Regions from separate parts of the Homo sapiens genome. Here all the other regions are linked to region 1. Evidence: read pairs that join two places in POLR2A ChIA-PET (ENCODE). Cell type or tissue: CD4-positive, alpha-beta T cell. All regions are shown on one strand.

The links. Peaks named below come from ENCODE experiments on the same cell type or tissue, not always from the same donor. Only the 100,000 strongest peaks of a DNase experiment are listed, where the experiment ranks them.
Region 2: POLR2A ChIA-PET joins it to region 1 with 7 read pairs; 3 of 35 experiments call an interaction of 5 or more read pairs at or near these places.
Region 3: POLR2A ChIA-PET joins it to region 1 with 5 read pairs; 3 of 35 experiments call an interaction of 5 or more read pairs at or near these places.

The regions. Positions count from the first base shown.
Region 1 is chr2:147,662,729-147,665,228 of GRCh38, forward strand. No RefSeq gene overlaps it. Among named protein-coding and RNA genes, the nearest start is that of ACVR2A, 180 kb to the right of the region's middle. In CD4-positive, alpha-beta T cell, no CTCF peak of the experiment used is centred here; DNase peaks (open chromatin) are centred at 1,003 and 1,353; H3K4me3 peaks cover 1,167 bases; H3K27ac peaks cover 1,951 bases.
Region 2 is chr2:147,499,471-147,501,970 of GRCh38, forward strand. No RefSeq gene overlaps it. Among named protein-coding and RNA genes, the nearest start is that of ACVR2A, 340 kb to the right of the region's middle. In CD4-positive, alpha-beta T cell, no CTCF peak of the experiment used is centred here; no DNase peak of the experiment used is centred here.
Region 3 is chr2:147,512,000-147,514,499 of GRCh38, forward strand. No RefSeq gene overlaps it. Among named protein-coding and RNA genes, the nearest start is that of ACVR2A, 330 kb to the right of the region's middle. In CD4-positive, alpha-beta T cell, no CTCF peak of the experiment used is centred here; no DNase peak of the experiment used is centred here.

The DNA of each region.
Region 1 (2,500 bases):
TCACGGCAGAAGCTACCATGGGAGCTGGAACACAGAGAAGATGTAGCCACTTCCCAAAGTGGTAGGTGGGGGACACAGTAAGAAATACCATTGCTCCTCCTCTTCCTCCTGCTCTATTATCTCCTTCTAGTGTCTCTTATTAGTCAAATATACCAAGAAGCCAATTGACAAGGGTACCTGGAAATAGAATTTGCAGAGAAGGATTAAGAAATGAATCTACTTGCAGATAACAGTAAGAGCATGTCTACACTACTTACACTTAGAGCACAGTGCCTAGCATACAGTGGGCACAGTCAGTAAATATTTGCTGAAAGACTGAACAACTAAAGGAGGAGTAAAAGCCAGATACCCTTCTCATGAACACACATACACACACTATATAGACACATACTTATTAAAACCATGGTAATGGTCATCAGTGACCACTAGCCTTGAAATTCTCAGCCTCTACATCATCCAAAGTTTACCATCATGCCCAGACTCTAGCCAATTGAATGAATGGTTATCCTGGAGCAGTGAATGTGCCACGCAGCTACTACAGTTGAACAAATTTGTTCTTCAGTAGACTGTGGTTCAGCCTTGAGAGAACAGGGATAGGTGAGCATAAAGGACTCTCAGGACAATTCAGTTTCACTATGGCATTATCTACAGTCAGTGCAAGCCTGATAGCGGAACAAGCAGAAATTTAATTTCCCCTAAAGATTCATCTTTTGTCAATACAGCATCCTACCAGCCATTCCCTCATAGGACAAGCTCGACTATTATTGCTTACTACCTGGCTCTTAAGGATCAACACGGACTACAGAAATCACTCAGCCACCATTTACCCAGATCTCATTATGCACTCAGTGCTTCATCAAAAACCTTTCATATTTTGTCTCACATAGTCCTCACCACAACTCTGTGAGGTTGGCACTATTATCACTTCCATCTTACAAGACAGGAAACTAAGCTCATCAACTAAGTTTTCCTGCTTGAGATCATGCAGCAGGTAAATAACAAAGCTGGACTCTCAAATCCAGGCAATGTGACTACAAAGCCACTTTCCACCTCTGATTCATTAGGGAAGATTCCCATCATAACGACAGGGATTCCCTATGTGGGCTTTGGTATATGACTTCCTTCTTCAGAGCACAGCACTGTGCTGACTACAAAGTGAAACTGATATTCCTCACATCTGCTTGTGTGTGCCTTTCTCAGCATCTGTATATCACCTTGACTTACTGTCTTAAGAAAGGACTTAGATGTTCAGTACCTCTTCACAATCTCAGAAAGTTTTCCTAGAGATCTGAACAGAGACTAACAGCCCTTCTTAGATTTCTAGCAGCATTCTAAAGCATAGCTACGCAAGACAGAGCAAAATGGATCTTTTGAGCAGTACTTCCTCACTCCTTTGATGATGGAAAATGACTATGACACAATGCCATCAACTCTGACCCACCTGACCAACATCCACAAAGCTCAGCGATTTTCTCTGGCAGTCTACTTAGCATTTGTCAGAGCAAGCTTTACTAGGAAAGACAGGCATTCTAGAAAAACTGTCAAATGAGATTTAGACTCCAGAAGGTGTACTGGGTGTTTGTCCTCTGTCAGCTCCTCTTTAAAGAGGACTGTGTCACCCAGCAAGGTATCCTAAAACTCACCAGAGCCCAGGGAGGTGGGGTAGGGAGAGGCTTCGCTTTCATACAGAAAACCTACAGAGCAACCCACCCAGCCTCCTCACTTTCTCCCTTTCAGGGGCTGCCTCTGGGGCTTTCTTTCCCCCCTTGCTGAAAAGTTTTAGAAAAGTCATCAGCGTTAGTTCAAGAAAGTTCCCATTTTTCATGACTATGTTTATAGTACAGGCTCAGCATCCCTTATATGACATGCTTGGGACCAAAAGTTTTTCAGATTTTTAATTTTTTTCAAATTTTGGAATGTTTGCATATACATAATGACATATCTTGAAAATGGGGACCCAAGTCTAAAGATGAAATTCATTTGTTTCATATACACCTAATACGTGCAGCTTGAAGATAATGTCATACAATATTCTTAATAATTTTTTGCATGAAACAAAGCTTGTATACCTGAGGTCAGGTGTGGGATTTTTCCAATTGTGATATCATGTTGACGTTCACAAATTTTCAAATTTCGGAGAATTTTGGATTTCAAATTTTCAGATTAGGGATGCTCAACCTGTATTAAAATCCTTGACAGTATCTATTAATCTATATCTATCAATTACTAGTTATTTATTGAACACTGGTAAAAAAAAAAAAAAAAAAAAAACCGTAGAAAAGATGTGGTCCTGCCCTCAAGGAGCAATCTATTTGGGTAGTGTTTCAGTTCTACATTTCCATAATAACACTGACTAACAAATAATCACATGCAAAATAAGTGCTTAGTGCTTGCCTATTGGAGGTTGTCAGGTGGATCTGCTGACCATGGCTGGGTTGTGTCACATGTCTGGGGCTTGGCTGGCTATAGGCTGGTCTAGCATGGCCTTGGCTAGGTTGAC
Region 2 (2,500 bases), 160 kb before region 1:
TTCCATCCTAGAGGCAGCAAGATGATGGAAACTTATGACCAAGAATACAATGAGCATTCAAGGTATCTGATTTTCTCAGCCCCAGGCATGGATTAAATTTTATAGGTCACTAGTAGCAATATGGTGACTATAAGTGTCTAATTTTGACCTGTAAGAACATGAATCTTTCAACATTTCAGCCACTTCATTATTCTCTTTGGGATGATAAGATAACTTTCACTTGGCTTGGAGAAGTTATTATTATTTTTCCAGGAAATGTAGGCAACACATGATCAATACCATAAGAACGAGAGCCACTGAGAAACAATAATTAACAAAGAAAGAATAAAGGTTTTGGACTAGCACTAAGAATTTAAGACAAAAGCCAAGGCAGTTTTACTTTCCTAAAAAAGAAATAGACAGTTCATAGGATCTTAGAAGCCGATTAGCCATTTCCCCCTTCCTAACAGCTCCAATGATCAGAGATCATTGCATCACTGCTATGACTAATTCCATAACTGTTCTCAAATAATGCCAATTGACCATTGATCCATGACTGTGGCCTAATTCTTAACTGATTGACAGCCAAAGAAAGCTCATTGGTCATAAACACACACACTAAAACACTGGAAAAATCCCTTGACACGCACTGCTTTTTTTGGTGGCCTAAATTTACAGTTTCTTTCTTTTTTTTTTTTTAATTCAAAGGCCATGAATGCAGATAGCTTTTCAGTTCTCCTTGTGTTTCTTGACTGAAAGAACCCTTTAAGTGCTCTCGAAATAGTTAGATGAATAGCAGAAACAATTGTATCTTTTCAACCCCGATCACATCAGTTCTAAGAATTTGACGAGTAAAAAGCACTGGGCAGGTTTTAAGTCAATAGTGGCCTTCCAATTTCTAAAGTTCTTTCAGAGTACAAACACATTGCTTATACTCCTCTGGCATGGTTTTGCTCATTTGCAGGAAAACCATATTTTGTACCACATCCTCACATATTGATATGTTGAGGAAATACACAGCAAACACCACTTCCCATCCATCTGGTAAGCTTGTTAGAAAGATGAACACCCAGCGTTCAGATGTTTTTCACTCAGGTTTGAAATTCTATGCTCAGCATAATTTGCTTTTACTTTCAAGACAAATTTTAATCCAATAAGAAGAAATTCTGCTCCTTTTTTGAAAGCAAATGATACTAGTAAAGTAAAAAGGCCAGCCATGTTGGACATTGCCAAGATACATCTACAGTTGGATTTCTGTTAGGACCTAGAATCCTATGCAACAATTTTGGAAAAAATATAATTTTCTCCATTTTCTTAAAAGTAAGTGCAGCAGTTATTATTCATATAGTGATAATGTAAAATAAAGTCCCAAAAGAAATAATAAAAATGAGGGTAAGACACTTAATCTATCATTTCTAACAAACTGTTTTCCAAAGATCTTTACACTCATCTATCAGTACCCAGAATTACATAAGCTCTTCTTAGGTTGCAAATATTTTAAAAGCTTGAATCAAAACAATAAAAGTCAATTGAATAAGCAAAAACCTGGCAGTCTTAGTGTCCACAGGAAATGGAGCCAAATGCTCTTATATAAAAAGCAGTGAGAACAGAAGGTGCATGCATTGCTAGATTTGTCTCCCCCAATATTTCTGCATCTTCTTCTATTTGGAACTCAACTCTTCAGGGGAACTTTTCCTTTCTCTCCTGCTTTTGACACACTCTTCACATCATAAACTTGTGGTTTTGCAAATTACATGTCAGTGGGAGAGAAACCAGCAATAAAGCAGACACACATCTGAGAATTTCTAAGTCATACCAAACATAAACCCTTGGGGTCCTATGCAACATAATTTTTTTTAATATCAGCGTTGGTTTATTTGTGTGATTATAAGATGAATATATTATAGATGTTTTTTTTTATATTGACATGAAGAATCTCAGTAGAATGAACTCAGCCACACTTGCCATTTTACAAAATCAGATATATCAAACTTTGTCAAGGGGCAATAGGTCCTGGAAGTACCAACATGACTCCGCAGGAGCCAGAATGCGGTTCTGATGAAGAAGTAAAGACTACAAAAATAAAGAGTTCCAAAAAGGAAAGAATTTCAAAAAATGACTATAGAGCAGTGCTTCCCAAACTGTAAGATACATGCAGATCACTCGGGAATCCTGTGATAACACAGACTCTGGCTCTGCAGGCCTGGGGTAGGGCCCACCATTCTGTACGCCGAGGCAGCTCCCATGGGATGCTCATGCTGCTCCTCTATGGGCCACATTTAGAAGAGCAAGTTTCTAGCGGCCCATCCCCCAGGAACCAAGAAATCCAAAACATGAAACTATTTAATAATAATTGTTTATGAAATAAATGTTATAGAATAAACCTACTAAGCATTAGCACTGTGAAGAAACAGATGAAGCGTAAGAAGGAAAAACAGGAGAGTTTTATACACAAAATGTAAACTGTTACAAATCAACATACATTTATTATGGACCTATCATGTATAAAGCAATGTTGTAG
Region 3 (2,500 bases), 150 kb before region 1:
AAAGAATGTTGTTTTGACAGAGCCAAAAGGAGATTTCAGGCAGATTTTGAATACTCAGATGAGTTTTTCAAGTTACATCTAAAAAAATGTTAAAAATGACTTCTCAGAACCTTAAAACTGCTGCAGAGACTTCCTTCCCATTGCTGGTTTCCTTGAGCTCTTTTAAGGAATACCCAACAGTACCAGGGGCTTTGCACTACTATAATAAATAATTACACTCCATATGTGCCCCCACCGTTTATTGAATTCTTTACCAGAGAAAACTGTCAAGAGACTCCAGTTGCTCAGGGTTTTAGGTTTTGACTGACTCCTACCCCATCAGCGGCCAGGATCTCCATTTTCTTTGTCTTTGACTTTTCAGGAGACCCAGAGACTGAAATCCAATACTTTTGTCTGCATCTGCTGCTAAAAGCCTTTTTTCCCTGGCCATGCCACAGCTCCCTCGAGGCTCATTAAGCACATTTACATTTGGTTCTTAAAATCCAAAATAGCCCATTTCACGCCTAGCAATGGTGTATTGATGAAAGAAGCACTCAGTGATGGCCTGTAGGATGAGAGTGAGGACTCGTTTGACTCCAGATATCTCCCACAAAGGATTTGTATATGCTGTTAAGGACTTAAACAGAATCAGGCAAGCCATAGACTATTTTAGAAAGACACATGCACTCAAACACCATCACTATGTACCATCAAATGCACCCATTTGTGGGCAGAAAAAGTGGCAATGGCAAGGGTCTAAACTTGAGTGGAAATGCACAGAGATGCTTAAAGAGATAGAGGAAGAGACCGAGACAGATAGAAAGTGGAACGGAGGAATAGGGACAGAAAGAGGAAAGAAGAGAGAACAGGAAGGAGTATGAGTAGAAAGGAGAGTCTGCATTGGATTTTAGTGTAGATCATCTTCTCAGAGTTGTAAGGATAAAAATGAGGAAACTGGGTTGGGGGGCTACTGAAAGCATATAAGTCATGTTTGGTCCGGATGGAAGTGAGTGAGCCATGCCTGGGTCATGGAAGACTCATGAGGACACAAAAGGGGATGCAGGTGGAGACACTTGAGAAAGAAACAGGAGACTCAATGGTTAACGATTCTCTCTTTGACAATCTTCTTTCCTACCGACACCCCACACTTAATGCCTGAAAATAAAGTAATATTTATTTTTGTGACTCGTACCTTCTGGAGGGGACTCAGCACACAAAGAAAGTGTCTTTTCACTCCTTCTAGCCCCTTCAAAAGGTATTCAATTCCACATCAGTTTCCTCGAGGATACTCCAGAAATTCTTATCCATATTAGGGGGTTAAGGTGGAAAAGACAGATTTTATTTTTCATTTTATACCTTTCTGTACTTTTTAAAAAATAAAAGTAATAGATCCATATGATTAAGGTTCAAAGTCAATAAGGATTATCTGTAATTGTGGCATAGTTTACATTTCAGTTTTCTTCTGTATTATTTTTCTGTATTAAAAAACACCTGTCAAAAATGTCTTCATGGGTAGACTAGAAGGAAAGGGTATCTACTGTATTGCTTTTACCTTCCTCTGCTATATATGTAAGCTGATTAAAATTTTATATCCACATAACTAGGTGAAATTTCCACTACGAAATAGATACGTTCCTGAAGACAAAAGCATAAATCAATCTTTTGCCAACTGAACCTTCTTTTGAATGTGTCAAGAGCATTTGCTATTTACAGAAATATTTTGCAAAATCCTTCTATAAAACTGAATGGCTTTATGTATATAAAGCTGCGGTTGGTGACATTGTTTCAAATGGAGTTTCTGTGTGCAGCACAGAGAATTGCTCATGTGGGCAGGTTCTGGAGCCAGACAGAACAGTGCTGCTCCTCACTACTTATATGTCCTCGAGCAGGCTAGTTCACTTCTGTGCCTGTTTTCTCATCTGTAAAGTGGACATAACATTGGCATCTCTTTTGTTAGGTTCATGAGAATTTTAAATACTATAATCTATTTAGATCACTAATAACCTGGCACATCACAAAAACATCAGTGTTATCTATTCTCATTATTCTTACCACTAGTGTGATTACTGTGCAGGTCATTATATTATTCTTACAGCACCTGTGAAGCTTGCAGGCCAATCTTTCTTCTCCTTCCAGCCAGATGGCAAGCCCTTTGAGAACAAGACTGGTCTCAGTCTAGGCTCTCAATGTTAGCTCCAGTGCTAGAACAGAGATACTGGTGATTCAATGAGATACAACTGCATCAAAAATGGCCACCACAAGTCTCAATTCCTTGCAGCTGCTATGTAAATAACAACTCTGGTACCTAGCAGTGTGCCTGGGACAGACTGGGGGCCCAATAAAAGTAGATGAATGAGTGAATGAATCCACATAAATGTGTGGTATTCCCTAGAGCCTAAAAGATAATATATATGTAGTATACTCATATAATTAAATTCTAATTTTATTTTTCTTAACAAGGCCTTTAGGAAATTTAGGGCCGTCAAAGCTTCAGCTAAGTGAGGAAAGGCAAAAGCATAAT